2 separate regions of the Homo sapiens genome follow, and region 2 is linked to region 1. A link is an interaction called in ENCODE POLR2A ChIA-PET data of the cell type or tissue named here. Cell type or tissue: OCI-LY7. All regions are shown on one strand. Each heading gives the region's core, and the rest is flanking DNA. Links, peaks and the distances in the headings are about the cores only.

The links. Peaks named below come from ENCODE experiments on the same cell type or tissue, not always from the same donor. Only the 100,000 strongest peaks of a DNase experiment are listed, where the experiment ranks them.
Region 2: POLR2A ChIA-PET joins it to region 1 with 9 read pairs; 1 of 35 experiments calls an interaction of 5 or more read pairs at or near these places.

Annotation. Positions count from the first base shown.
Region 1 is chr2:223,882,382-223,898,326 of GRCh38, reverse strand. WDFY1 (WD repeat and FYVE domain containing 1) reads left to right here. Exons shown (of 12, transcript NM_020830.5): 7 at 2,697-2,823; 8 at 3,988-4,093; 9 at 13,578-13,679. Among named protein-coding and RNA genes, the nearest start is that of AP1S3, 53 kb to the right of the region's middle. RefSeq lists enhancers at 1,189-1,388, 1,509-1,568, 2,310-2,369, 2,380-2,529, 2,540-2,599 and 2 more. In OCI-LY7, for the core only: a CTCF peak has its summit at 3,597; DNase peaks (open chromatin) are centred at 1,346, 2,796 and 4,246; H3K4me3 peaks cover 3,183 bases; H3K27ac peaks cover 3,683 bases.
Region 2 is chr2:222,904,493-222,920,437 of GRCh38, reverse strand. It overlaps ACSL3 (acyl-CoA synthetase long chain family member 3), which reads right to left. Exons shown (of 17, transcript NM_004457.5): 4 at 11,288-11,705; 5 at 3,942-4,119; 6 at 2,283-2,392; 7 at 1,236-1,374. The coding sequence starts at 11,665. It overlaps ACSL3-AS1 (ACSL3 antisense RNA 1), which reads left to right and starts at 837. Exons shown (of 3, transcript XR_923949.3): 1 at 837-899; 2 at 1,079-1,208; 3 at 2,649-3,784. It also overlaps the pseudogene ATG12P2. RefSeq lists enhancers at 12,371-12,993, 13,165-13,736, 13,737-14,309. In OCI-LY7, for the core only: no CTCF peak of the experiment used is centred there; DNase peaks (open chromatin) are centred at 6,037, 7,477 and 8,087; H3K4me3 peaks cover 3,273 bases; H3K27ac peaks cover 4,639 bases.

The DNA.
Region 1 (15,945 bases), core at 1,244-6,243:
TGTTATTACTTTAAAAAAATTTGTCAGTTTCTAAGCCCCTGAGCAAGACCTGATAAATACAATTAGAAGAAATGTGTGGGCTGGTTCAGCCTCTGCTTGGGAAACATACCCTGTGTAGGGACTGAGGGAAAAGAATTACTGGGTGGAATTTCATTTCTGTAGTGCAGTGGGTTGGTGAAGCTCTGTGGAGGGGTTTTTAAAGTCCATTGATTGTATTGAGTGACTCGCCACATACACATGTGTAATAAAGAGGTTTCATTAGATGCTGTATTGGGCCATTCTTGCATTGCAGTAAAGAAATATCTAAGACTGGGTAATTTATAAAGAAAAGAGGTTTAATTGGTTCGTGGATCTACAGGCTGTACAGGAAGCATGGTGCCGGCATGCTTCTGGTGAGGGCCTTAGGAAGCTTACAGTCATAGCAGAAGGTGAGGTGTGAACAGGCACATCACATGACAAAAGCAGGAGTGGGGGTGTGGGGGTGCCACACACTTTTAAACAACCATATCTCAAGGGAGCTCATTTACTGACTCAAGGAGAGCACCAAGGGGATGGCACTAAACCATTCGTGAGAAATCCACCCCCATGAGCCAACTACCAAGCCCCACCTGCAACATTGGGGATTACAGTTTAACATGAAATTTAGAGGCTGGGCCCGTTGGCTTACACCTGTAATCCCAGCACTTTGGGAGGCTGAGTTGGGCAGATCACTTGAGGTCAGGAGTTTGAGACCAGCCTGGCAACATGGCGAAACCCCATCTCTACTAAAAATACAAAAAACATTAGCTGGACGTTGGCAGGTGCCTGTAGTCCCAGCTACTCAGGGAGGCTGAGGCAGGAGAATCTCTTGAACCCGGGAGGCAGAGGTTGCAGTGAGCCAAGATCATGCCATTGCACTCCAACCTGGGTGACAGAGAGAGACTCCGTCTTAAAAAATATATATATATATATATATATATATATATATATATATATGCGAAATTTAGAGGGGACACATGTCTAAACTATGTCAGATGCTAAGCTGTAATGGATTGCAGTTTTCATACAGATCACAAGATCACATTCTGATATATGTCACAAAGTACAAGCTTTGAGGCCATCTGGTTTATGGAGAACTGGGGAGTTGCTGAAAGAATCAATGATGGACTTATTTATGACCATAGTAAGCGTTTCAGTTGTAACAAGTTATAATAAATGTACACTATGCTTTCTATGTAATCTATTTAGGTGAAATGGAGTATATCAAATCAAGGACCCTGTAGGGGAAAAGAAGAAAAGAGAACAGCAAGTTAAAATAGCTTTGGGCAGGAAAGCAGAGGCCCGTGAAGAAACCACTTTCTGTTTATGACTAATTCTCTCATGACCCCCAGGCTCGCCAGTTTTTTCAGGGTTGCTAAAGGCAGAATGGGTTCTAGTAACTACCAGAATGGGTACTGGTTTTCATGCTGAAAGACCGTATTTATCTGCTCTTAAGCCTCTAACTGAAATGGATGGCACATAGATTACACAGGGTCGAAAGTCATGTGAAAGTAACCCCTGAAGCCTTTGCAGAATATTTGTTTCTACTTTTGTTCTGTTTTTGGAAAGTGTATGTGATAAAGTAGTTTCTGTTTGCTTTTGAATATGGCATCATTAATTTTCTATATACCTACCAAAATTATTATTAGCTTGTGTGGCTGGTTCAGTTTTACTAAGTTGATTAATGTTTCTTCTAGACAAACAGCAGTCGATGAACAAGGAAAGGACCTACTGAAAGATATACCTGTAGAAAGAAAGATTTCCCCAAGGGTTTCAAATTTGATAAGTTAGCCAATATAAAGTATGAAATGTGAAGTTCAGATTTTTCACATAAATTACTTGGCATAATTATGTAGTGTACAACAGACTTTTTTCTGTGGTACTTAATGTAATTTGCTTAAACATAGACATCTTGGGGTAAAACACCTGCCATGTCCCAGAGACCCAGAATAATCTAGATTTTTTATCTTGTGTAGGTTGGACACAGTAAACTTTACTGGTTTTTGTCACTAAATATTAGTAGCAATTTTTTTCTTCATTCTGAACATTTTGTATGTAAGCTACTTTGTAATTTTTGTCACAGAAGAACGAAAAACTTCTTTAAAAATCTTTGTATTACAAGCAGTTTTTTTTTTTTTTTTTTTTTTTTTTTTGAGACAGAGTCTCACTCTGTCACCCAGGCTGGAGCGCAGTGGTGCTATCTTGGCTCACTGCAACTTCCACCTCCTGGGTTCAAGCAATTCTCCCACCTTAGCCTCCCGAGTAGCTGGGATTACAGGCGCCTGCCACCATGCCTGGCTAATTTGTTTTTTTGGAGAGATAGGGTTTCACCATGTTGGCCAGGCCTAGTCTTGAACTCCTGGCTTCAAGTGATTCGCCCTCCTTGGCCTCCCAAAGTGCTGGGATTACAAGTGTGAGTCACCATGCCCGGCCCAAAGTAGTTTGATGCATAATTGAAAATTGTAATCTTATGACTGTGGATAATGGTGCTGTGTCTTCTGTATGACTCATGATAGCATGGTTGAATGACCCGTTGTACACCATGAAGATACCTTTTTGCTTAAAGACTCAGCTGCTCCTAGTTTGGTCTTCAGCTGTCAAATGTATACGTCCTGATGTAGAGTTATATTTTACTTCTCCCCTGCCTCCCTCTCTCTCTCTCTCTCACAAATCCCTAGGTAGTGTCGCCTGCCTCTGGTGGGACCCTATTCAGCGGTTACTCTTCTCAGGAGCATCTGACAACAGCATCATCATGTGGGACATCGGAGGAAGGAAAGGCCGGACGCTGTTACTTCAGGGCCATCAGTGCGTGACCACTTGTGGGGGTGGGGAAAGAATCCGAGTTAGTGGGGAGCTAGTGAAAGGCATTAATAGTCTGATACCACTTTCTGCAAACCCCACGTTCTAAGATGGCAATTATCATTGATAGGGCTCAGTTCACTTTTAACTGCTTTCTGTCAGCCCCGAGTGTCTGATGTTTAGTAGCAAAAAACTAAACAAAACAAACAAACAAACAAAAAAACAAATGCAGGGCTTTCTTCCTCCTTAGTCCAAAGAGCACTTGCCACTTTTTCTCTCAAGGAGTCACCCTGTTGAAATATCTGATTAAGGCAGGCATAGGATAGAGATGCAGGTGAGGACTTTGACCATGGAAGGTTGCATGTAACATGATACTAAGCTGTTGTTGAGCTGGGAGCCTAACTTGTTTTTTGTTCTTTGTTTTTTTATTCTAAAAGATATTAAATTAAGAAATGTTGTCTAGTTTGACAGTGGAATTCACCTGAGTGATACCATTGTATATTTAGGATCTTGCCCTGTAGCCCTGAAAGAAAAAGAAATACATCTTCACCTTGCTTTCTTTTCTTTCCTTTTTGGCTAGGCTGCAGCTGTTACTATAATCACAGTCAAGCTGAAAATTAGCTGAGGAAACATATTATACACAAGTATAACAGGCCAAGAGCTTGTTTCCTTGGGCATCCTAAGGGGTAGTATGACAGGCATGCAGGAGGGACAGAGGTCTTTACCCCATCTGTGTGTGTCTGTGTGTGTTTGTGTGTGCACACTAGTGATCTTTGTGGTGTTTGACTCCTTGTTCATATGAATTGTGGTCAGTAGGGGAGTTATACCTCCTTCGTTCTTGTTTCTGAACAAGTAGGTAAATCTTATGCATCTGAAAGGGAAATCATGTTGATTGGTCCCAAAAACCATAGCCCTCATCAAATCTCTGGCCTACAATTCTTAATGACCGATTTGAAAGTAGTCATATATTTTATAGAAAGTATCATTCTGTATTATGAGTTATAAAATGCCAAGTAAAGTTTATACTAGAATTCATTTTACCATGCTAAATAGTCAGTGGTAAAATACCACTTGCTGATTTTAATGAGGAGAGCAATTTGAGCCTAAATGAAGACAGTTCCTGTGTTTTTCCGCATGGAGACAAGTGACTGTTGTGTGTGCTGTTTGCAGTGACAAGGTGCAGTCGCTGTGCTACCTTCAGCTCACCAGGCAGCTCGTCTCCTGTTCCTCGGACGGCGGAATTGCAGTGTGGAACATGGATGTTAGCAGAGAAGAGGTAAGAGACAAGGGCAAGTCCAGGCTGATCGGGGGAGACCCCCAGGAACCTGGCTTCTTCTTGGCTTTTCACCCCGCAAGCTGTAAATGCTGGTCCAGGTGCAGACAGTCCCAGCTTCCCCTTCTGCTAATGGGTTATTTCTGACAAGGTCCTTTGTGTCATTTTGCATTGCTTCCTCTGCTCATTTGAGAGTTTCTACCAATGACATGCAGTATATACAATCAGCGTTTAGGCTGGTTCTCAGCCTTGAGCAATACACTGAGATAACACTTTGAGACAGATTTCTGGCATATCCAGTGATTTGGACTGCATAGAGGTCCTCCGAAGCACCATTGTGGTCCCGTAGCATTCCTGTAGGAAACCCTGAGAGATGCATCAGTGACTGCTGTCAGGGACATAGCTAAACACTTGACAGGTTTCTGGGAAAATATATTTCCATTTCTCTGCTTTTACTTCCCATTGAGTTCTAGTTCACTGAGGCCATGTCGACATAGTATTCTTTTCAGGTGACCTAATTTCTAACTTGGTTCGGCCACTAACTAGTTGTGAGACCTTATTTGGTTAAGTGCCTTAATTTCTCTAAGTATCTGTTCCCTCCTACATAAAGTGGAATTGTGGAATGAAATGACTTCTCAGTTGTCTTCCAGTTCTTTAGACAGACAGTCTAATTGTCTAAACAATCTCTCTCTCTCTTTTTTTTTTTTGAGACAGGGTCTTGCTTTGTCACCCAGGCTGGAGTGCAGTGGCATGATCTTGGCTCTCTGCAGCCTCAACCTCCCAGGCTTAAGCGATCCTCCCACTTCAGCTTCCTGAGTAGCTGGGGCTACAGGCATACACTACCATGCACAGCTTATTTTTCAATTTTTTTTTTTTTTTTTTGGTAGAGACAGGGTCTTGCTGTATCGTCTAGGCTGGTCTCAAACTCCTGGGCTCAAGCAATCCTCCTGCCTCAGTCTCCCAAATTGCTGGGATTATAGGCATGAGGCACTGTGTACATTCTCTTTTTTAAATATTTTGAAGAATGCTGCAGTGAATATTCTTGACCTTGTCATTGTGTGATTGATCAATTATTTATTTCAGACAAATTTCTGGAAATAGACCTTCTGGGTCCAAGGATATATACATTCTTAAGGCTTTTTATAGATGTCGTCAAATGATTTCCAATCAAGGTTTCCATTCTCATCTCTGCCTGTACTGTCATTATCTTTCTTTTCTAAGTGACATCTACAACTTACGATGTTGTTAGCAAAAAAGTTGATTCCAGAGAAGATTTTAGATCATGAGGGATGTTAATGACTTATAGTTTAACTTCAGAAATATTTGTTGGGCACCTACAGGGTGTCCTTACAGTCGGGAAACTCAAGTGAATGTATTTAATAAATGGCTTATTGATATTGCATTGCAGTACCTACTGTGTTGCATGACATCACATGATCTGTTCAGTATCCTGTCCTTTATGGCAATATGTTGTTCAGTGTGCTGTGCACCATTGTAATAGACATTATGCGTTGATGCAGAATTCCCACCAGTCCCTGCACATGTGTCTGCTTTGTGTTGTCTCTGATTCTTTGTGAGTCTGATTCTCACTGATTAAACCTTCATTTTTAGCATATTCCAGTAGAAGTGATCAAGGGGCTTTCATCTATTTTTTTTTTAAATGGTGACATTACTCATTTCCAGACTTTATGGCTACTGTACACAAAGATACTTGCCCACAAGAAATGTGTAATCTAGTGGAAGAAATAGACTACCCTATAAATAATAAAATGCAATCCATAATACAGAGACGTACTGATTGTGAGATTTTTTGGTAACTTTGTAAGACAAGTCAGATAGAGGAAATTTGGATTACATGTCTGCTGGTTAATTTCTCTTTTTGAATTTTCTAAAAATTATTTGGTAAGGCTTAGAATATTTTATTATTAAACACAGATACATTGGCTCAATAGTATAGGATGTGGCCAGCGCAGTGGCTCATGCCTGTAATCCCAGCGCTTTGGGAGGCTGAGGTGGGTGGATCACCTGAGGTCAGGAGTTGGAGTCCAGCCTGGCCAACATGGTGAAACCCAGTCTCTACTAAAAAATATAAAAATTAGCCAGGCATGGTGGCAGGTGCCTATAATCCCAGCTACTTGGGAGGCTGAGGCAGGAGAATCACTTGAACCCAGGAGGCAGAGGTTGCAGTGAGCCAAGCTTGCACCACTGCGCTCCAACCTGGGCGACGAGCAAAACTCCATCTAAAAAATATGTATATATATATATAAATTATAGGATGCATAATACTATATTTGCAAAGATTTATTCGAACTGTGTTTTACGTTTATCAGCTACTAGTTATATGCAGCAAGAAAAGCTAGTAAACTGTTCTTGGCTCTTGGCCTATTATTTTTCAGTCTTATTCTGAGAGAGCGGAAAACTCAGAGAAAGGCTGTATTCCCTGGATGATGAGGGGAGGAGACTGTTGGTGCCCAGCACTGCTGGTGGCTTTCCCGAGGGTTTCACAACTTAGATTTTAACCTGCTCTTTTTATCGTTGGTAAATTCTTTTAGAAAAAGTACTTAGAAAGTAGAAGTGGGATTCCTACCGTCAAAGTGCATCACTGTGGAGTGTATTTCTCTATCTAGGGAAAGAAAAAATAGTCCCATCAATCAAGGCATTTCCTGTGTGCACAATTCACTGCGTCTGTAGAAGAGACAGGAAGGCAAATTGTGTCAAAAAGATGCATTATTTTTAGTGGGTTTTTTTGTTTGTTTGTTTTTTAATAACTGAGAAAATGTATTGCAAGGATAAACAGGCTATAATCTATAAGGTTCTGACCCTGCCTTAGGATTTTTGGGCTTTTTTTTTTTTTGAGACGGAGTCTAGCTCTGTCACTCAGGCTGGAGTGCAGTGGTGCGATCTCGGCTCACTGCAACCTTCGCATCCTAGTTTCAAGTGATTCTCCCACCTCAGCCTCCCAGGTATCTGGGGTGACAGGCTTATGCCACCATACCTGTACCTGGCTAATATTTTATATTTTTAGTAGAGACAGGGTTTCACCATGTTGACCAGGCTGGTCACGAGCCCCTGACCTCAAGTGATCCGCCCGCCTCAGCTTCCCAAAGTGCTGGGATTACAGGCATGAGCCACCGTGCCTGGCCTTTAGGGTTTTATAGGACTTTCTTAGACCAGGGCATAGAGGATTGATCCCAGATCCTCTAGCTCTGCAATGCTTGCCTGGAATTTCTCTCCAAGTCCCCTGTCAATACTAACTGGAGCATTTACTACCCACTGTGGCTTCAACCACTACGCTGTCGAGTTGGAAGCAGATTTGCTTCCCTGCCAGATCATAATGAGAAGGGATCCTTTTTTGGAAGTAGGCACAAAATATAAATGAGGAAGTAACAATAATTAGAATGAATCTTCTTGAAAAGAGAACTTTATTTTAAAACTAGTAGGTTACAGAATGTATAGCATTTTATATACTAGTGCAGTGTGACGAGTGCAGCAGTTAGTGGCAGTAGAGCAATGGAATTTATTCTTGCCATATCTTTGTTCAGATTTGGCAGGTGCAAAAAGATGGAGAAAAGAGAGTGAAGCAATTATAATAACTGATTAATACTCTCTCTTGCTCTTCTCAGCACAAAACGAAAGCTTCTTCTTAGATAATAAGTATAAGGATGGCTCATGTTAGCTTACAGTGTAATGCTATATTCTGAGTATTAAGTGAAATAAAGTTAGGGGTATCTCTTATATTAAAATATGTTCTAAAAAGCTATTTGTTTCTGATTTTGATTTTAATTTGTTATCTCAAATTTTTTTAAGCATATATTTTTGTCACTGCAACCTCTGCCTCCTGGGCTCAAGCGATTCTCGTGCCTCGGTCACCTGAGTAGCTGGGACTGCAGACATGTGCCACCATGCCTGGCTAATATCTGTATTTCTAGTAGAGACAGGGTTTCACCATGTTGGCCAGGCTGGTCTCGAACTCCTGGCCTCAAGTGATCCACCTGCCTCAGCCTCCCAAAGTGCTGGGATTACAGATGTGAGCAACTGCGCCCAGCCAAAGTAATATTCTTTCTTAAACCTGTAAACAGAATCATGCTCCCTGAGGCAAGAGCTCAGATCTGTAGGTTGCCCTAGCCCAGGACCATGTTTGGAGACCCCCATAGGTAGAAGTGGATAGGCCTCATATACAGAGGCTGTGTGGAGCATAGGGATACACAGAGAGAGGCAGGCTGGACTCCTGGATCTGCCCAGGATCTGCGTGTACTCATTGACAGTTGCTTTAATCTCTGAGCCAGTTTCTTTGCCTGTAAAATAGGGATAGTGTTGCTCGGTATCTCCTAGGACATAATGAAAATTAAGTAGAATAAAAAAACATGAAACACTTGGCACATTGCCTGGACTTAGATGTCACTTATTGTATGCCACGTAGTATTCTGAACACTTCCCAAATATTAACTCACTTAATCCTCACAACCTTATGAGGTATATACTACTGTTATCCCATTTTACAGATGTATTAGTCCATTCTCAGGCTGCTAATAAAGATATGCCTGAGACTGGGTAATTTATAAAGGAAAGAGGTTTAATGGACTTACAATTCCACATGGCTGGGGAGGCGTCACAATCATGGTGGAAGGTGAAGGAGGAGCAAAGTCATGTCTTACATGGAAGGCAAGAGGGCATGTGCAGGGGAACTCCCCTTTGTAAAACCATCAGATATTGTGAGACTTACTCACTACCAGGAGAATAGCATGGGAAAAACCCACCCCCATGATTCAATTACATCCTACTGGGTCCCTCCCATGACACATGGGGATTATTACAATTCTAAGTGAGATGTGGGTAGGGACACAGAGCCAGACCATAACAGTGGATAAGGAAACCTAGGCACAGAGAAGTTGAGTCACGTGCCTGAGGACACTGCTGACAAGTGGCAGAGCCAGGATTGGAAGGCAAGAGATCTGACTCCTAGACTTTGTGACGACTTGCTACGAACCACTTGCTATGAACCACTTGCTATGACTATTAGAAATGAATTGAGAGGCCAGACACCGTGATTCATGCCTGTAATCCCAGCATTTTAGGAGGCTGAGACAGGTGAATCCCCTGAGGTCAGGAGTTCGAGACCAGCCTGGCCAACATGGTGAAATCCCAACCCTACTAAAAATACAAAAAATAGCCAGGCATGGTGGCAGACACCTGTAATCTCAGCTACTTGGGAGGCTGAGGCAGGAGAATCACTTGAACCCAGGAGGCGGAGGTTGCAGTGAGCCAAGATCACGCCATTGCATTCCAGCCTGGGTGACAGAGCGAGGCTCCATCTCAAAAAAAAAAAAAAAAAAAAGAGTTGAGAATTTAGGCCAGGCACGGTGACTCACGCCTGTAATCCCAGCACTTTGGGAGGCTGAGGCGGGCAGATCACTTGAGGTCAGGAGTTTGAGACCAGCCTAACCAACATGGTGAAACCCCATCTCTACTAAAAATACAAAAAAATAGCTGGGTGTGGTGGTGGGCACCTGTAATCCCAGCTACTCAGGAGACTGAGGCAGGAGAATTGCTTGAACCCGGGAGGCAGAGGTTGCAGTGAGCCGAGATCATGCCAACGCACTCCAGCCTGGGCAACAAAGCAAGGCTCTGTCTCAAAAAAAAAAAAAAAAAATTGAGAATTTAAAAATGGCTTATCTGTATTTATTTTTAAAATCCTTGCTTGAAATTGAATCACTTGAAAACATTAAAATATTAGGAAATCCATTGATGTACTGCTTAACAGACATTGCTGGAGATAGAGGCCTTTTGTGTTAAAGGAATGCTCTGGGTAATTGAAACATAATTCAAATGCCAGCCCCTTATGAAGACAATCACTTTGATGAAAATGTACAGCTGGGCACAGTGGCTCACGCCTGTAATCCCAGCACTTTGGGAAGCTGAGGCAGGCAGATCACTTGAGCCCAGGAGTTCAGCCTGAGCAGCTTGGAGAAACCCTCTTTGTACAAAAAATTTGCTGGGTGTGGTGGTACATATCTCTAGTCCCAACTACTAGGGCAGCTGAGAGGAGGGAGGATCGCATGAGACAGAGGTTGAGGCTGCAGTGAGCCATGATTGTGCCCCTGCAGTCCAGTCTGTGTGACAAAGCGAGACCCTGTCTCAAAAAAAAAAGTGTAAATTTAATGTAATTTACTAATTTCTTGATGATGCAGTTTCACCATTCTGACCACAAATGTTGCATGTGTGTTTCATGGTAATACAATTTTGTATTTGTGTAGAAAACTATTTCATGTAGGACTGAGAACGTTTTTCCTGAAACTATGTTCTTGCCTTCAATTCTACCCACCTTAGTCCCTTTAATCTGTTATGTCCTAGGAAACAAATTTTAAAAATTTGTGGATCAAACCAGGCCAATAATGTCATAAATGAGAGGCTAAGGGGGGAAAATGCAGACATTTCATTCAGTGATTTTTCTTTATTTTTTTTAACCAAATTTTAACTCAAGAAAAATAGAAAATTTAATCCTCCCTCTGTTTTGGTTGAGAGCGAGATTTCTGAATTCCAGACCAGTAAAGTTTAAGATTTTTATTTTAAGTAATACTTAATAGACACTGTGTGTTCAAGGAAAATAGAAAATCCAGCCATTAACTGTAGACAAAAGAAAGAAGTGAATTTCTAAAGCACTGAGCAATAATGGGCAAGTTTGCAAGTCAGGTCTTTTTTACACTTAATGTTTTTGTGCACTAAATTAAACATCGAATTCCCTGCTGCTAAGTATGGAAAGTATAAACGGGAACAAACTTTCATCTATTAGTCTGTTTCCATTAAAGCCTTCATTGTGTCGTCCTTAAAGCATATTAGCCCTTACTGAAGTTGTTTGGAGATGGCTTAGTGAATACATTTTTGTGCTGCTTTTTGGTCCATGTGACTGTGGTTTTGCAAGAGTTACGCTTGGGCATGTCCCAGACATAAGAACTTTCCTTCTTCCGGCAATTAAATACCCTGTGCCATTGGCAGCACAGCCTGCTGTGTCTCTCTTAGGGACAGTGTCCCCAGGTAGTATCCCCACACATCACCAGCCTCCATCACCACCTGCCTTGCATTGATCACAGAAACAAAGAAGTAATTCCATATCAAGAAAATAATCTTTCTCACATAGATACACATCTCTTTATTCTTCTTTCATCCCTTCTCATCTCCAACATTCCCCAGTTATTTAAGGAAACCTTTCTTCTATCTCAGCCTATTTCAGTCTACTTGTGAGTGCCTTCTGCACCCCCACCTCAAAAAAAGGCCTTTCTAATGTCTGTTATATGTAGAAATATTTCTAGTGACCGATCTAAAATAAGAAATAGGAAGGCCAAAAGTTTTGATGCAATAGGAGAGAAAATGAAGAACTAGGGGCACCCATCGTTCAAACCACCAAATATATTAATATATATTTTAGAAAAAATATTTTCTACTATTTTTGTTGCACATATATAATGTTAAGTGATTGGGGTTAAACAGGCTTTTTTTTTTTTTTTTTTTTAGACGGAGTTTCACTCTTGTCGCCTAGGCTGGAGTGCCGTGGTGCAATCTCTGCTCACTGCAACCTCCACCTCCCAGTTTCAAGCGATTTTCTCTCCTCAGCCTCCTGAGTAGCTGGGATTATAGGCATAGGCATGTGCCACCACGCCTGGCTAATTTTGTGTTTTTAGTAGAGATGGGGTTTCACTACATTGGCCAAGCTGGTCTTGAACTCCTGACCTCAGGTAATCCGCCTGCCTTGGCCTCCCAAAGTGCTGGGATTACAGGTGTGAGCCACTGCGCCCGGCCTAAACAGGCTTTTAGCAGGTTTGTCTTAGAATTGAGTATAGTTTGTAATTTTTTGTTTAGAGAAATATTTTCTAAGTTTTTATTTTGTTTTGTTTTGTTTTTTGAGACAGAGTCTTGCTCTTGTCGCCCAGACTAGGGTGCAATGGCATGATCTTGGCTCACTGCAACCTCCGCCTCCTGGGTTCAAGTGATTCTTCTGCCTCAGCCTCCCAAGTAGCTGGGATTACAGGTGTGTGCCACCACACCCGGCTAATTTTTGTATTTTTAATAAAGACGGGGTTTCACCGTGTTGGCCAGGCTTGAACTCCTGACCTCAGGTGATCCATCTGCCTCGGCCTCCCAAAGTGCTGAGATGACAGGCGTGAGCCACCACACCTGGCCTATTTTCTAAGTTTTTTAACAAATTAATTTTGAGACTGCTTCCTCTGTTTCAACAAAAATGCATTAAAAACCTACTGTGTGACAGGCTGTGGCTAGATCAAGATGAATAATACCAAAAAGTAACTCATTGGTTAGAGGGGAGAAGAAACGTGCACCAAGAGTTCCAGTACCAGAGCTTGCTGCTCAGTGAAGCTGCAGGATGCCTGTGTGGCCCCAGGAGGGAGGGACGTGCTGCTGTGGCTGGGAAGGGAAGGGGGGCAAATCTGCCGGCATAGTCCCTACCCAGAGCAACTAGGTGATGGGGTTTTGTCAGATCTCTTCTGTTAGTCACCTGTGACCCCGCAAGCCTTTCCAAGTGGTAGGTCACCAGATTCTGCTGCATGCACTGGGTTTCTACTCAACTGGATTTAGAGTTCAAACATCTTTGGCATAAAAAAGAAATACATAAAGACAACCCTTAAGGGTTCACAATAAAAACTGATTTACTCCCTCCTATCTATAGATTACAAATTGAACACCCTGTAACCATGGCTAAAATTGCCATGATTACTCGGCACACAGTTAAGGCTGGGCGCAGTGGCTCGTGACTGTAATCCCAGTGCTTTGTGGGGCTGAGGCAGAAGGATTATTTGAAGCCAGGAGTTCAAAACAAGCCTGGGAAATATAGTGAGATCCTGTCTCTACAAAAAAATAAAAATAAAAAATTAGCTGGGCATGGTGACACTCACCTGTGGTCCCAGCTATTCGGGAGGCTGAGGCAGGAGGATCATTTGAGCCTGAGAGATCAAGCTTGCAGTGAGCCATGTTCACGACACTGCACTCGAGCCTGAGTGACAGAGTGAGACCCTGTCTCAAAAAAGACCCCCCCCCACACACAATTAAACATAATATTGAATATGACAACTAGCTAGAATATTTCGTGGAATTAAAAAGAAATGCTAACTGGCCGGGCATGGTTGCTCATGCTTATAATCCCAGCACTTTGGGAGGTCAGGAGTTTGAGACCAGCCTGGCCAACATGGCAAAACCCCATGTCTACTAAAAATACAGAAATTAGCCTGGAGTGGTAGTGCATGCCTGTAGTCCCAGCCACTTGGGAGCCTGAGGCAGGAGAGTCACTTGAATCCAGGAGGCAGAGGTTGCAGTGAGCCAAGATCACACATACTGCACTCCAGCCTGGGAGACCAAAAAAAAAAAAAAAAGAAGAAAAGAAATACTAACCTTGGCAAGGTCTAGAACTGTTGTATTAATTTTGAAACATGGGAGTAAATATAGACACACTGATGGTGGCTTTGACTTTCTGCTCCCCCAGGCTCCTCAGTGGTTGGAAAGTGATTCTTGTCAGAAATGTGAGCAGCCATTTTTCTGGAACATAAAGCAGATGTGGGACACCAAGACGCTGGGGCTAAGACAAGTGAGTAGCCACTGTCGAGTCATCTCTGGCTTGATTGTGTATTTCACTATTTGCATACTTAATCTGGGGTTTTTTTGAAACACACTTTGTTTTTGCAAATGCTATTAATTCCTACATTTTCTATGTCTTTATCATTGTGTGACTAACAATGAGGAAGACCTTTCCCAGGGCCAGTGAGACTGTTACCTCACTTTTCCATTGCTTGTCCTGTATTGGAAAGGCAGGGGTGCGTAGAAAATCCTGAGAGCCTATTTTTAAACAGATAAAAGATCTTTCAGTTTAAGACTATTACTTATTAAAGTCAGTGTTTTATGCTAGCCAAGAACAAAATTAGAATAAAGTCATACAGTTATATACCTTATGCTGTCACAAACAGATAAAAAGTAATAATTTAGTCCTCACTTGAATGCCTGACCCTATGAGTTTTAGATTATTTTAAATTGTTCCCTTATAAGCATACCTGGAATATTTTTATTAAGCATGTTTTGAGTACTGTTTTTTAAATTTTTTAATTAAAGAAATATGTTCCAAATAGCCTGTAGATTTTAAAGGTGCTGTTAAAGGATTCTTGTAATACTAAAGTTCTACAAAAAAAAAAAAAAGCAGGTAAGTAAAAAAGAATGCTGATTTTATTCCTTTTATTATTGGTTGCATCTCTATGAGCGATTAGCCTAAAGTTTGTATGTGTTAATAAACTTTTTTGGCCCTGCATGGTGGCTCAGGCCTGTAATCCCTGCACTTTGGGAGGCCGAGGCAGGTGGATCACCCGAGGTCAGGAGTTTGAGACCAGCCTGGCTAACATGGCGAAACCCTGTCTCTCCTAAAAATACAAAAATTAGCTGGGTGTGGTGGCGGACGCCTGTAATCCCAGCTACTCGGGAGGCTGAGGCAGGAGAATCACTTGAACCCAGGAAGCGGAGGTTGCGGTGAGCCAAGATCACGCCACTGCACTCCAGCCTAAGTGACAGAGCGAGACTCCATCTCAAAAAATAAATTAATTAATAAATAAAATCTAAAAAATTTTACTCAGAGATACTCCACAGTAAGGTCTCATATGAGACTGGCAGGCAAGAAGGGAATTATTAGTGCTCAGACCATTATAAAGCTCTGAAATAGCACCTGAGTTCTGTCTGTCATTAGCCAAGTTCTCACAATGCATGGCTGATGGTAATTAGTGCAGTATAATTAATAGGTGAAGTATTCCCTACTTCTAAAGGAAACACAGAGAAATGGATTTTACTTCCATTTATTAACAGTTAACAGAAGAGAGAAGAGGTGCTGGTCACTAAACTTTTGGCGGTAAAAGAATATGTCAAAATCAGTAATAATAATTGGACTATTTTGTAATGTTCTTGAGGCTTATTTCCAGAATCACAGTTTGAGAGATTTTAGAAAATAGCAAAATACATGATTATGGGCATTAGTTTCTTAATGAGAGCATAGTGCATTTAAAACTTATTTTAGACCGGGTATGATGGCTTATGCCTGTAATCCCAGCATTTTGGGAGGCCAATGTGGAAGGGTGGCTTAAGCCCAGGAGTTTGAAACCAGCCTGAGCAACATGATGAGACCCCGTCTCTATAAAAATAAATAAATAAAACTTATTTTAAAACCCTTTAGGCTGGGCATGGTGGCTCACACCTGTAATCCTAGCACTTTGGGAGGCCGAGGCAGGAGGATCACTTGAGCCTAGGTGTTCAAGACCAGCCTGGACAACATAGCAAGACCCTGTCTCTGCAAAAAAATCAAAAAATTAGCCAGACATGGTGGCAGACACGTGTAGTGCCAGCTACTTGGAAGGCTGAGGTGGGAGGATCGCTTGAGTCTGGGAGGTCAAGGCCGCAGTGAGCTGTATGCCATTGCACCTTTGCATTCCAGTCTAGGTGACAGAATGAGACCCTGTCTCTGAAAAAAAAAATAATAATAATGCCTTTTTTATGATGGAGGAATAAATTTTTCTTTCCCTAAATCTACAGTGATTAGGCTCCTAAATGAACTAAATTTGTTGTTAATAATATTGTTTGTTAACATGTAGACAGATAATATGAATGAATGAAAAGCAACATTTGACCAGTACAGCAAAGTTTTTTGGAAATCCTTGACTAGTGTCAGAATTGTCTATCTTGTGAGTGTTAATTGATACATTGAATTGGGGTGATTGCAATTCAAGGCATATCCTCCCCGCTCCTGTTGCCCTACTTTAGAGGGAAACCATGTGCTTTAAAGCAAAAGCTAGGCCAGGCGCAGTGGCTCACGCCTGTAATCC
Region 2 (15,945 bases), core at 5,891-10,890, 980 kb after region 1:
CAGCCTAAGGACAACAGCTGAGAAGCTATAGAGGTGGCACAGCAGAAGAACAAAGAGAAATAGGTCATGGTTGGCATTGCTGATATGTCTGAACCACTCCCAGAACTACTCTACATGTGAACTTCTAAATGAGTGTGAAAAAATTATTTAAATGTACTCCCAATAGAATACCCTTCCTCTCCTGTCAGTCAAGATACATTTCTTAAATAATGTTTACACTTGGAAGTCTTTACTTCCAAATCAGCCCTTCACTCCTTCAATGCACAGCACCCTTCTCCAACACCACCACTTCTTGGAAATTACAATCCTTGTGTCATCTGACCTCTGCATGCAGCCCCTGATCCTGCTGATGACTCACCAAGATCTCCTTTCCCTTGGCTTCCAGGAACCACATACTACTAGATATTTTCTTCTTTCCTCTCTGACTAGTCCTTAGTAGCCTCTGAAGCCACCATTCCCTGTTGGTGACCTCACCCCCTACTCCCACAGCTATAATTAAAACCTAACTGCTTCTAGCTTCCAAATCTCTAAGTCCAAACATAACTCGAGTACTAGACTTTTACACACCACTGTCCACAATATATCTGCATCTAAATATCCCACTACCACTCAAATTCCAGGTGCCTAAAATTTGAGTTGAGTGAATGCTTACATCTAATTACTAGGTTTCCAACTACAGAGGAAATGCAGTCCCAGCATCCCAGCAGCTTTTGCAGTATCTCTAAACACTAGTACACTAGCTAACATTTTCTGACGCTTTTTTGAGAATAGGAACTTGTAGAGTCACCATGCCTAGGTGTGCTAGTTGGAGGGTAAGGTTTTCACCTCAGGAAAGGGAAGAACTGGAACAGGGAGTAAAAGGAGGCCTCCAGGTTTAGCCACTCTGTTAACACTTACAGGTAATTCACATAGGACAAGATAAATGTCATTATTTATAAACTAACTTTAAACCACCCAAAACTATCACCATAAAAAAGAAATGAAAACTGAATGTAAAATATTTTAAATTTCAAATAAATACTACCTTTAAAACATTAATAATTAATGTTTATATTTTTCCTTAAAACTTTCTTTAAAGACAAGATGAAAGTATACCTAGAGGGACCTGTTTTCCTAACTGATGTTAGAAAACTGATGTGTCATTTGAGCTAACCTCAGAATCAAAACTTTGGCATAATTCTGGAGAATGTGGTCACCAGAAAGCACAGGTAAGGAATTAGAAAAGTGTAACATACCCATGCTGGCCTTGGCTCCCAGGGCCTCCACTGCAGCCATGGTATGCACAATGATGCCCTTGGGGAACTCGGACCAGGTCGGTGGCTTTCCATCAACAGTGATGATGTGCCGCAGGCGTGGGACCAAAGAAACTATATCCTAGAAATACACCAACATTCATCACGTTCATTATTTTTCAAGCAGCTTAGCGAATAAGAATACTAGTTTACCATATTCGGTGAATCATTAAGTAATTTCTTGCCTCAAAAAAGAAAGAAGAAAGGGTACACTGGCATAATATCACTTTTTACAGATGATTAAGTATTGGTCTGAATTTAAATTATTATTTTATAGCATTAGATTCACTGTGTGTACCCTTGGCCTTTGGTAAAACCCTGATCAAGAAGGGTACTGCCTTATAAAACGGGCATGTAAACACAGGTTGCCTAAACTGTAGAGAAACCAGAAGCCCCTCATATTTTCAAGAGACTACATAAAAATATATGGGGGAAGGAGGAGAAAATTCACATGCAAACTTGTTCAAAATTTTCTTTTTGAACAAGTTTACATGTGAATTTTCTCCTCCTTCCCCCATATAGAATAGCCCAGATATTTCTGGGAGTTGTCTAGAGACCAAAGAAACTCTTTTTACTGTAATATAATTAAAAGTCTCCCTTTTTAACTTCCAAACAATTCTGAAAACTTGTAATTACTTAATGCTTCAGAAGTAAAATAAAAATTACTAGTTTAAAATATAACCCTTCAAAATTACAAATTTACTAAAAGTAAACTAGAAAATAGATGAGCACAATAAGAGAAAAAGTAGTCGTAATTTCTTCAATTTAAACATAGGCATCTTAACAATTTATAACTCTGGATTACTTATACATGAATATATACAAAATCTACTTTTTATTTTCTAAAGGAAAAAATAAAGTATGATATTCATAAAAGTCCACAAAGATTAAGGACTTAAAAGTCATAAAAGAACTAAGTATCAATAATAGGGCTCATGACACTGAAAATTCTAAAGTATCAGACAGTTAGAAAGTAACTAGAGTCCTCACCTTCAACTTTGTTTGTAAGAGTTCTTTACTAGTAATGATGTTGGTCACCTCTGTTTCATTTAATGCATGAACAATGGCTGGACCTCCTAGAGTGGCATATAATGTAACAACTAAAAGGAAAAGCAGCAGCCAGTCAAATATTCAAACATTTAACTACAAATGTAAAGTCTCTGAATGTGGAGATGAATCATAATAACGCATTAGGAGCCCTAAACTGTTAAATCCACAGTCTATAAGTGTTATGTTTTTTAAAGTTATCTTATCATACTAATCAACATTACACCTACTCATCCTCCCCTAAATGCCCCAAGATTTCCAATTTTTAAAGATGAAGATATTTAAATTTTTATTTTGTTTCACTTACAGATGTTACTCTGGGACTACCACATTGTGAAGGAATTATAACTGATTTCTAAGACTTCAAATTCTTAATTGTTGGCCACTTGGCTTTACAATGTGAAAAAGAACATATACAAATAGGATGACACACTGAATGTCAGATTTACGGTGTATGTCAAGAAAAGAGCACAAACAAGTGGCAGTACCGTTTATTCTCAAGCAAAAATATCTAAAGACAAACATTCTCTGAAATGCTGAAATTACATAACATGAATAGTGTAGATTTTTATTTACTTTCTGCCTAACTCAAAAAAGATACACAAAATGACTTTGAAAATAATTCTTTTAAAGCTCCTCAAAAGAAACAATGTAAATCCAAACCTGTGACAACAAAAATGGAATGTTTGTTTAAAAGAAAAGGTGTAGGAGGCCTAGCACGGTGGCTCACGTTTATATTCCCAGCACTCTGGGAGGCCGAGGTGGGCGGATCACAAGGTCAGGAGATCAAGACCATCCTGGCCAACAGGGTGAAACCCCATCTCTACTAAAAATACAAAAAATTAGCCGGGCATGGCGGCATGCGCCTGCAGTCCCAGCTACTCGAGAGGCTAAGGCAGGAGAATTGCTTGAACCCGGGAGGCAGAGGCTGCAGTAACCTGAGACTGTGCCACTGCACTCCAGCCTGGCGACAGAGTGAGACTCCATCTCAAAAAAAAGAAAAAGAAAAGGTGGAGGAATTTACAGCAAGAAATCTGGTGAAAGTGTATTTTCTGTTTCATCTGAAGGATGAGACTAAACATCCACAAATTACTGTCACATTTTGGCACCGAGACCTCTGAACTTATGCTTCCAGAACTATCTCACAGACTGAGCCACCACAATTACCATTCAGATAATTACAATATGAAAACTCTATTGTTTAACCTGCACCTTGAAGTTCACCAGGTTTCAGTATGGAAGTGTTTCGGAGGTCAACTGTTGTTACTGATAGAGGTGACAGAACAAAATTGACAGTAACTTCTAAAGAGGATTCCTGAGAAATGGTATTGGAACAACGGCCCCTAAGTGTAGGTCTAGTTCTCAAGACCTGAAAGTCTCCCATGAAGAGGTTCAAGCCTCACTGCAACACTGATTGGTACAATTTGTCATATAATTGATTTATTTTCCAAAATAAACCAAAAATTCCAAGTCACAACAGAGTTCTCCACTAACTGGACACTGGGTGAAAATTAACATCAGAATTTTAACCTCTTCAGAGTAAAGTATTTCAATAAATATCAGTTAAGTTCATTCTTCCAGAAGATAAGAAAGTCTACATACGCTGAAAATTATACATAAAACACGCCTGTGCAGCTATCATCCACTCGGCCCTGGTCTCACAGAAGATGGCGATGTTGGTCTTTGGTTTCTGACCCAACATCTGTAATCCATTTCCAAAATTAAAGGCTCGAACAAAGACATCTTCATAGGAAAGCCAATTATACTGTCCAAGAATAACCTGATAAAACAAAAAAAAATTTTTTTAATGTAATCAAAATAATAATTTACAGAAGAAACCAGAATATCGTCCAAATGTTATGATGAACCAGAAAGTTACGTTTGCATAGAATTATCTTTTTAATAAAAAGCCAGAAACTGAGTTTGAGTGAAAAATCTATTTTAAAAATTAGCTATTTTGTGACATCTTCTATAACAACTCAAATCTTATATTGTAACTGGGGGGTTTTTTGGCTTTATTTTTGGTTTTCAAAAATATTGAGAGTTTGATAGGCTCGTAAAGGTCAACTGCCTGGCCAAATGGTCATACACTAATAATCTACTTATAAATTTCACCTATTTAAATGATGTAGGTGTTAACTTAATATTTAGCCTAGTACCAAGTACCGCAGATGCCAAAATTTTAATTTCTCTCTATTTAGGAATTCCTAAATGTCAGTATCAGACGGTATAAAATGATTCACAGAAACTTTCTCTATCCAAGCTAACAGAAATCTTTATGATTGCTGAACTTGAATTGCCATACCAAACTCTGGATAAGCAAAAGCAAAGTAAACAAGTTTCTGTTTACATAACCAGGTGGACTAGTTATATTATTCAAAGTCCCTCTATTCAAGCCTTAAATGCTTACTGGCACCGCCAGGTTTTCAATATTTTATCTGTTTATCGTAAGTGCTGGTAATACCAAATATGCATTAGTAAAAACTCCCTTTTGAAGTTTTTTAACATATTGTCTTTAGAAATTTTCCTCAACTTAGACAAAACCATAAATCCCTAATTACATACGGACTGTATAAAAAGCTCCTCTCTCTGCAAAAATATATAGGTAATTAATTCCCAAACATGGCTGTGTCAGTAATATACATCTCAAACACCTTAAAATCATCTGACCATGTTCATTTTATAAATGTAAACATTTAAGAAATTTCTAGAAGAGGTTGGATAAAAACGGAAAAGGATAAATGCTGCCATCTAGTGTCCCATGCAATTACGCATTTAAGAAATAAATTTTTATTTTGATGGATAAAGCAACTGCATTTAAGATGGTACTTATTTACTTTACTGGTCCCAAACTCTCACCTTGCTCTTTACCCCCATGAAATGCTCAGCACAGGGAGCTCCAATGACTTCAAAAGGAGCTCTGTGAGGGTTAGAAGACAGATGACAACTTGGCCAAAATGTGCAGGAACTGGATTATAATTATTAAGAATTTTACACTCTAAAGGTTAAGAATGCACTACCTTCCAGATTCTAATATGTAAGTGACAGGATTTATAAATTTCAAAGACTATGTGTGTTCTGAAAAGGTGTTTGATATATAATCTAAATATGTAAACTCATGCAATGATGCCACCATGTGGCAAAGGAATCAAATGAGCGTAAGATTTCCACATATGTAAAAAATAAAATATAAAACGAAATCTGAATCTCATGATTTTAATTCTTTAAACCACTGAATCATCTAGTAATTATGTTTTTCATAAATATTACATTTAGAGGACACTACCCACTCTATATTGTATCTGATTTGTGCTGGAAAAGTTTCTAATCCTAACTTTGTCCCTATGGCTAGCCCAAGACAAGATTAAACTATTTATTCCTTGCCAATATCATTGAACACTGCTGCAGAACAGCCAACCTTATTAAATCTAGGACCTCAACACCCTGAAGCAATCCTATCATACATCCCTGGTCTATTCGTTTTCTCACCCTCTGAAATACCTCTGAAACCTTCTCTCTATTCAAATAGCCTCCTCTGGGCAGGTGCACTGGCTCATGCCTGTAATCTCAACACTTTGGAAGGCTGAGACAGGCAACTCATTTGAGGCCAGGAATTCGAGACCAGCCTGGGCAACACAGCAAGACCCCATGTCTAAAAAAGTGTAAAAATTAGCCAGACGTGCAGTACATGCCTGTCGTCCCAGCTACCTAGGAGGCTGAGGCAAAAGGATCACCTGACCCCAGGAACTCAAGGCTGCAGAGAGCTATGATCATACCACTACACTCCAGCCTGGGCAAGAGTGAGACCCTGTCTCAAAATACACACACACACACACACACACACACACACACACACACACACACGTACACACACACCTTCCACCCTTCCTTCTCTCTACTTACAGGTGGTAATCTTGTCTCCTACTGAAAACCTCTTTAAGCACTAGGACTTGTTTTACTTTCACTATTTAGAAATATTTCAAAATTACACACATTCCTGTCTTCTTCAGTAAAGTACACCTGGCTTCATTTAACCATTCTCTCTGCAACTGAAGATCACTATGAAAAAATTATTCTGAGGGGAGCCACAGAGTAAAAATATTCAAGAGATCTGGATAGTTGTAATAATCATGATAATGATAATGAGGGTAACTAACCTTTATTAGTGCTTACTACATGCTAAGGACACGGCAAGTGTTAACTTATTAAACTCTTACCATACCTGTAAAAAACTGTTACTATTATTATCCCTATTTTACACATGAGAATATGGAGATGTAGAGTAAATATAACTTGTTCAAAATCATGTAACTAATAAGTAATGGGACTAGAATATGAACCCAGGCAAACTCATTCCAGAGATTAAGCATAAAATCACAATGCTTCAACTGCACTGTAGAAAGAAGTCCGGGTCTTATTAAGCAGGTGAGTAAGGTGGCCTGATTAACAATTGTGAAAAATCATTTTTATGCTGTGTGTGAGTGAATTACAGTTGGGGGCAAGTGTGGAAGCAAGGAGGCCTGCTAAAAAAAAGGCGGGGGGAGGCTGTAAGGGATGTAAATCAGACACCCCTGATTTTTTGGCTTCAACAATTTGGTATGCAGCAGTGCCTTTAATAAATAGGATGAAAGGAGAGGGACAGTTTGGAAGGGGAAACTAAGAGAAGAGTAATATAATAACCAACCCACAAATCCCAGCCAAGAGACTGACCATAATTTGTTACATATAGCATGATGCAAATGTCCTAATAAATCAGAAAATAAGTTTTATACACATACACAAACAGGGTAAAAAAATGTGACTAAGAAATAACACAAAAGACGGCATTAAGAAAGAGGAAAAGAAAGCTAAGTCAACTTACAAGGACATAAATGAGTGTTTCTATTATCTTTTTGGATCAATTTAGAAGGAATGTCATAGTGAAGTCTTCTCTAAGCACCATATTACATAATCCCTCATTCTCTTCTTATTTTTATAAAATATCTAAGAAAAAATCAAGTGTTTCTGATGGCTCACAAAGTATATGAGCCAGCTTGTACTCTTTTCTGTTTCTATTTTTAGTCTTTGCAGCTTTGTTCTATTTCAGGTATACATGTATTTTAAGGTTGTCCTGAAATCATTTCACTGTTCATTTCAAGACGACGTTAGTGCAATGCATTTACTGCTGGGAACACTGGAATCAGGTGATGCTGACACAGGTTCCAGCTCTTAACTCTGCTACAGTTTTATAAAACCATATGAAACTTAAAAGGACCCTGAAAAGGCCTGCCAAGCAACCAAGTGCCTTTTGTTTTTCTGTCCCCCAAGGAAGAATCTGGTCGTAGTGAAGCTGGTGGCTACTCTACCTTGGACACAACGAGAGCAGGGTCATCGCCACTGCCTTTTTTCATCCACTCATCCTCCCCTCAGGACCTCAAAATAGACTGTTGGGATAAGATGGAAACAAAGCTTCAAAGTTCATTAATTTGAAATAAGGCTTGTGCATCTTTCCTTCAACCATATCAGATACAACATTCTGGGGTTAATCCCCAAAAGTCTTACTCAAAAAATATTTTAAATATTGCTACAACATTCGTTTTCTTTTCCAGTTGAAGATTATCTTCAAATATGGAAACTATTTAATGAAGACACACTTCACTGAGCTTGATCAGCTAGCAGGCACTAATAGCAGAAAGTACACAGCTTAACCCACCAGTTGTGAAAGTTCCCCTTTTCAACACCCTAGGCAGATGCTGCTACTGATGCAATGCAATGGGTGTAACAAGAAACCAAGAGAGGGGAAAACGAAAAAGGCCTAGCATGTTTAACATGCAGCTGAGATACCCACTCTGCAGTCTGCAGATCACTGCCACAGCTGCAACACAGAATGAACAGAAACTAAAGCCTCAGCTAACCAGCGACACTGCACACTTTCTTCTTGAGTATGGCCAAGAGAAACTACTTGTTTCATTTATTATATGCAAAATCTAAAAATTAATTCTACTTTCCCAATGAACCTAAAGAAAACTATAACATGTTCCCAAGACACAGTCTAGACACAGCCTTCTGAACAAAGTTTGATGAACCACAAATGCCAATTTCATAGCAAATGCTAGTAGGCAGATCTTCTGACATATAGAAATTCAAAACCTCCTTTTACTAACTAAATAAAACTTCACAGTAATGAACTATAGACAGAAAAAGTTGCTAAAAAACAGTCTGTCTCACCTAACTTTTATGAGTTCAAATACTTCATACTTTGTTGAATAATCATTGAATACAAAGGCACTATGGTTAAGATAAGCAGGAAAGAGCCACATACACTTACACACGCACATTTAGGAAACAACTATCATAGCTCTAGGATTTTATTTTGTCCAGTTATACTGATACACGAATTAGGAAGAAATTTCATATTCACCACATAAGCTTTTCTTCTTTTTACACAATTGAGAACTAGTTTGCTGCTGTACATACCGAATGACGACTGAAAGACAATACTAGCCACATTAAAATGAATAAAATATGTGTGGGATACCGGAGAAAAACGAAGCTTCCTGAAACATAAGACTTCTGTATATATGCTTAGACTAAAAGAGAATCCAACCTTTGAATTCAAATAGCATATCAAAGACAAAAAAATGAATCTATAAGCAGATAGAAAAGTAGAAAACTTTTGCACATAAAAATGTACTGTTTTCAGTACCTTCTCATAACTACCCGATTTCTCAAAAACAGACTCAAGAACAGAGTGCCATAAAAAGCTGTGCTGGTTGGGCGCTGTGGCTCATGCCTGTAATCCCAGCACTTTGGGAGGCCGAGGTGGGCGGATCACCTGAGGCTGGGAGTTCGAGACCAGCCTGACCAACATGGAGAAACCTTGTCTCTACTAAAAACACAAAATTAGCCGGACGTGGTGGCGCATGCCTGTAATCCCAACTACTCGGGAGGCTGAGCCAGGACAATCACTTGAACCCAGAAGGCGGACGTTGCGGTGAGCTGAGACGGCACCATTGCACTCCAGCCTGGGCAACAAGAGTGAAACTCCATCTCAAAAAAAAAAAAAAAAAAAAAGGCAGTGCCAGATATGTAAATATGACAAAAGCAAACTTCATTATGATAAAATGTTTTGGAAATTACAATCCATAGGCTGGAAAAGAAAAATCAAACATGCTTAACTCATGATTTCAATTTCTAGAAATGTGCTATTAACTTCAGCGAGATCTTAAATAGAAAAAAATTCAGTTTTTTCTAAGTCTGCAAAAGAAATAGGGAATATGTCTTAAAAATAAGGTGACCACATAACTATCCAAACTAGGGCACTTTTGAGACTGTAAGGGGGCACTATTAATGTCACAGCAACAAGTATAAATCAGGATGGTTTCAGATAAAACAAGATACACAACTACTCTATTTAAACGTGAGGAAATTTACATATTCTGTTGTCAAGTTAAAATGTTTTTAGTTTCTAGGAATTACTGACATCAACTTGCTTGGCATCTCCTTCATGTTTTGAGGAAAATGATGTATGAAATTTGTTTAAGTGGCAAAATTAATGGGCCATATATAGAGGAGGTTAAGCAACATCCCTCTGGCCCTCCAGTAAAAGAGGAGCTCTGAGTTTTTCATTCCATAGTTGCAGTTATTTGGACTCTCCTTCAAGAGTTGACGGTTTCCTTGTAACTGACAGGAAAAAAAGCCAGTTGGGGATCAAAGTAGCTGGAAATGGTTAAAAGATATTAAACCTATTACCTAACCAAATTATCAACCAACTACACATCACTTCACTGTACCCCCTCTAAAAAATACTTTATCTTCAATTTTTAACTTACTAGAGTTTCAAGAACTGCTCATAAGGAAGTCACATATCCAAGTTCATAAACGGCATTCTCACGCCATTTCTATACTACCAGTGAAACACACTATTCCACGATCTAATTTTCCTCATTGAATTTTCTACTATAATTTTCCTCATTGAATTCTCAAGATAATAGTAATCTAATAATAAAAGCTAGAGCATTTACATTAAGTGCCACAAATTGTTCTAAGCACATTGCAGATATATACACACACACTCAATCCTCACAAGCATGAAAGCTGTGATCAGTGAAGAATGGAGGGTATGAGTTCTGGAGCCAGAAGGCCTGGATTCCAGTCCCAGCTTCCCTAGCTGTAGTGTCCCTGGGGTAGGTTACCTCAACTATCTGTGCCTCAGTGCTGTCATCTGTAAAGTGAAAATAATAACAACTAACTCATAGGGTAACTGTGAGTCTTAAGATGATATATGTAAAGCTCTTAGAACAGCTTGGCTCTTGAGTGTCAGTAATGATCATTATCTTCATATTACAGAAAAAGAAACTGAGGCGAATTAGTTAACCTACTTTTCCAGGGTCAGAAAGCCAGTTAAGTGGCAAAGCCAAGATTCAGACCTATAGTCTGGGTCTGGAGTCCAGGCTCTTAATCGCTGTTACACTGCCTCTGAGAACATCTTGCCCGTTGTTTCAAATCAACAATGGCAGGTTTCTCCATATTTCTGAAAAGAAATGTTTTAAGAACCATGCAACTGCCACAGCCAAAGTACAAAGACATGAAGCACTCACTGCAACCCACATCTAAGCCACATTTAACACAGCAGGTCCCACCCCAAAACCTGGAGCCATTTCCAGCACCCAGCTGCTCTAGAGACAGGGAGTATGGTTTCATACTCAAAACTGCCCTAGACATTCCAAACCCTGGTAGACACTGGGGAAGAGCTCCACACCACTGGGTTGCGATGTCCTTCTGAAAACTCAGAACATATCAGTGCTGGTAAGTACAGGAAGAAATTAGAAGGTAGTCTAGCCCCCTTCCTACACTGCTTCTCCTTCAACAGCGAATTCTAATGGAGGCAGGCTGTGCTTGCCCTTTACTTCATTTCTAACAGGATATTTTATTCGAAAGAATTCAAAGGCAATGAAAGATCATCTTACCTTTTTAAAAATTTTTCCATTTGGTTGTACTTCATCTTCCTCATTTAAAACTTCACGTGTTCCCAAGAGTCTTTTGTTCTTAAATTTGTTTTTTGCATATGTAAAAACTTTATCTAAAGTATCACATCCAGGGTATAATACTGAAGCCAAACCATCCAAACTATTAACAGATCTGTATGCAGAATCAGGTTTTGAATTTACAGGCTTTGCTTTAATTCGGTTTGATTTTTCTTGTCTTGACTCGGAGAAAAAATAAAACGGAATGTATGTTAAAATAGTATAAAGTGATATTAGAAAATGTATAAAATATAAAAGAATAGGGTTGATGGTATGTTTTAGCTTCATGGTAGATGGTTTTGAAGACACGTGGTTATTCATAAGTACTCAAAAAGTAGAATTAACAGACTTCAGCGAGAATCTAGGAGGAAGAAAAAGAAAGGCGTTAGTTCAAAATCATTTTAAAATAATTTAAAGAAAAGTTACATCGGCAAATGAAGATTTTTTTTTTTCTATCAGGCAGCAGCTACCACACTGGTCCCCTACAATGTCTTGATATTTCTAAGAGACTCATTTGTACAATATCTATTAACAACGGAATTACAAGAAAAGTTTCCACATCATACTGTAAACAGGCGGCTGTTCCAACCAAAACCTTAAGTATCCACAAACATTTCCCAGTAGTAAAAAGGGAGCAAGTCAGAAAGAGGGTTGGGGGAAGACCAAAAATTTACCCATTTCCTGTGCTTTAGCATCTCACTGCATTAGGGATGGCAAGTACTTTACAAATACAACACATCCATCCTCTCTCACAGCCCCAGCAGCCACTGCCAAATAATCACCACATTCCTTCCCTGTGAGCCCCATTCTCACTCTAGTCAGCAACAAGCAACTGGAGTTTGCAAACACAAAAAATTCATTTTCCACAATGGCTCTACAGATAGTTTTCAAGTTAGGTTAAACTATGACGCAAGAAAGCAGTATACTTTGGTCATTCTGTACTTTGCATTCATCAGATTTATTGAAAATCCACTATGTTAGATATCGTTCTAAGCACTGCGAAAGTAACAGTAAACAAAACGGCCTAAGTTCCCACTCTCGTGCAACCTACACGTTCACTGGGAGAGGTAGACAAGCAAATATGTAGGTATGCATGCATGCATGTGTACGTGCCAGATGGTGATAAATGTTATGAGGAAAATAAACCCAGGTAAGGAAAATAGAAAGTGACTGGGGCAACGTTGGAGAGGTGCTACAGCTAAGTGATATCTGAACAGAGACTCATAAGGAAGAGAGAGCGTACCATGTGCCTATTTGGGTAAGAAAGAGCACTCCGGGCAGAGGGGAACAGCCATTGTGTGGCAGGTGGGTAATAATACCTTTTTTTTTTTTTTTTTAAAGACAGGATCTCACCCAGGATAGAGTACAGTACAAGATTATAGCTCACTGCAGCCTCAAACTCTTGGACTCAAGCGATTCTCTCTCCTCAGCCTCCCAAACAGTTGGGACTACAGGCATGTGTGACCACACTCAGCTAATTTTTCAAAATTTTTTTTGTAGAGACAGGCTCTCATGATGCTGCCCCAGCTGGTCTCAAACTCCTGGCTTCAAGCAATTCTCCCACCTGAGCCTCCCAAAGTGCTGGGATTACAGGTGTTAGCCACCACATCCGGCCATCATTCTTGAAGAAACAAAACTGAAGCTAACTAGTAACTAGTTAACCCTACCCAGCTCCAAATCCAGGACTACGATTTCTTCCCAAGTGACGCAAGCAGCCAGCATTTTTCACCTCCTACCCCTAGCTCTGTGTTGCAGAAATTCTATTCCAGGCAAGTGTAGATAGATGAGAGAACTGAAGAATCCTTTCTCTTTCATCCAGTCCCCATTCTTAGGGCAGAAGCTCTACCCCAGATGCATCAGGCCAAGGACACCAAGCACAGATCATCTTTGCCTCACCTCTTGTAAAGCAGAGGTTCCATGCAGGCCAAGAAGCTCCAAACAGAGAAGACTGATGGGTACATTGATGGCCTAGTAGACCACTCACAGAACAGATATAACTATAAGAAAATCAAGCTGCTGTCCCCAGCCCCAGCTCCAGAACAATGGCACAAAGGTTCTGCACAGGCTGGAGAAGCAGGCTGTAAGAACACAGAGCCCCTTAGCAATTTCTAAGACCGACTATATTTAGAACAAAGAATGGAAAAGTTCATGCCTAATGGCACTGTCAAAAACAACACAGACATTGGTGGTAAGCAATTATGATGAGGCTGCCCAGTACTTTGGGAGGCCAGGGAGGACAGAACACAAAATCAGGAGATCGAGACCATCCTGGCCAACACAGTGAAACCCCGTCTCTACTAAAAATACAAAAATTAGCTGGGCGTGATGGTACACGCCTGTAGTCCCAGCTACTCGGGAGGCTGAGGCAGGAGAATCGCTTGAACCTGGGAGGCGGAGATTGCAGTGAGCAGAGATAGCGCCACTGCACTCCAGCCCAGCAACAGAGCAAGATTCCATCTAAAAAAAAAAAAAAAATGAGGCTGGTAGTTCTGTGACAGCAGCAAGTGAAAGACTAACCAACTACTGTAGAAGTTTCACAGAGAACCAGGGAAAGAGATACCTAAGAATCCTCCTTTTTGACATGACAAGCCTCAAAGACTGCCATCAAACACAACCCCTATACAAAGGGCATCTTAATTTAACTGGATCACAAGTGGGGAAATTTATGGCCCAAAGCTTTGTCCAAAACAATAAAGCAATCAGTTAGCAATTAGTGAAGAATAGTTGCTGGGTGGTGATACCAATGAAAGCAGAAGCTTAACAAGGAGATCTGAGAGTTAAAGAAAGCCCTGCTGAAAATCGGCTATCATCTCTCAAGAAGGGCAGTCCAGGGTGACTATGTGCGTGCCCAAGTGTACCCTCTTGAGGAGAAACATCTGAGGGTACACTGTGCAGAATAAACAAACCTCAGTGTAATAGCTCAGCCAAGTCAGTTAACAAATAAGGAAACAACACAACAAGCAGCAGCCCTGGAAGAGGGGAGGGAAAATCAGTATTCCGAGTTGCTACAAAATACTATCTAAAATGCCCAGTTTACAACACAAAATCATGAGGCATGCAAATAAACAGAAAAGTATGACACACAGAAAGAAGGGAAAAGCAGGCAGCAGAAATTGTCCTTGAAGGCCCAGATGTCAGACTTAGTAGACAAGACAGCAAAGCAGCTATTATAAATATGTTCAAAGAACTAAAAGACTGAATTCTAGCACTCTGGAAAAAAAAAAAAAGAACTAAAGGAAATCATGCTTAAAATACCAAAAATCCAAATCGATTTTACAAGTTAAGGAACACCTCCAAATTTGCTCATGCACAGCTGATGAGAAGTCAGGACTCCCAACTGAGCCTCAGGCTCTGTTCACCATTCCAGGCTATTTTCTTTGACAATGTATTGTGTAGTAATCCAAAGACTGGTCGAGGGAATTTGGTTTTTGCCATAAAGGTCATGGGGAGACATTAAAGCTTTCTGTACAGGAAAATGGCAAAATGAAAACAAACGGTCTTGCTACACCTAGAACATCAGAGTTGCAAAGAATAAACATACCCTAATAACCCAGAAGAAAGATGTTATCCAACTAAGTTCTCTCACTAAAATTTAATTTTGCATGTTTGTTTTTGAATTAAAAATAATATCATGGCCAGACATGGTGGCTCATGCCTGTAATCCCAGCACTTTGGGAGGCCAAGGCAGGCGGATTGCTTGAGCCCAGCAGTTCAAGACCAGCCGGGGCAATATAGTAAAACCTCATCTCTACAAAAAAGAGAAAAATTAGCAGGGTGTGGTGGTGCACACTTGTAGTCCCTGCTACTCGGGAGACTGAGATGGGAGGATCACCTCAGCCTAGGGAGATCGAGGCTGCAATGAGCTGTGATCCTGCCACTGCACTCCAGCTTGGGCAACAAAGCAAGACCCTGTCTCAAAAAACATATATAAAAAAATTAGCCAGATGCAGTGGCTTATCATGAGGCTGAGGCAGGCCTGTTTGAGCTCTTACCACCCCTGAACAATCCTTTTCAAAATCTCACCTGGGACCTAACAAGATGGCAGAAGCTGAAGACAATGTCACAGCTACCTCCCTTAACTGCTGCTGGCAGCAAAGGACTTACTCTAGAGGTCTCCCCAAAGCAAGCACCTCAGACCCCCCTTATTCCACTGTAGTTTCCTGGGACACAGGATCCTGCTGGCAACATCAAGAAAATTCTGACATCCTACTAAAGGCTGTGGGACATGTTCCTATTATGAAAACAAAGAAGCAGGCAGTAGAGTGAACTCGAACCATCCAAAGACTCCTTGACTTCATCAAAAAAGTTCCTTAAACTTGCAACCTCAGTTGTTTATTTATGTGAGTCAGGCTTTTGCTCTTTCCCTGGACCAGGAATTTGGAACCTTCTATGAGTGTTTCAGCAGTGATGGTAAACTAGTTCTACATTACTGCAAATCTCAGGCATGGGAATGAACCACAGAAAAAAACAACTTGCTACTTAAAATGAATTTTCACAGAGGAAATAGTTCTGAAAAGTTTTGATGCTTTGTAGCAAGAGCCTTAACAGATATGACCTATTCAGTATGTGTCCACTATGACCTATGCTAATGCCTAAGAAAA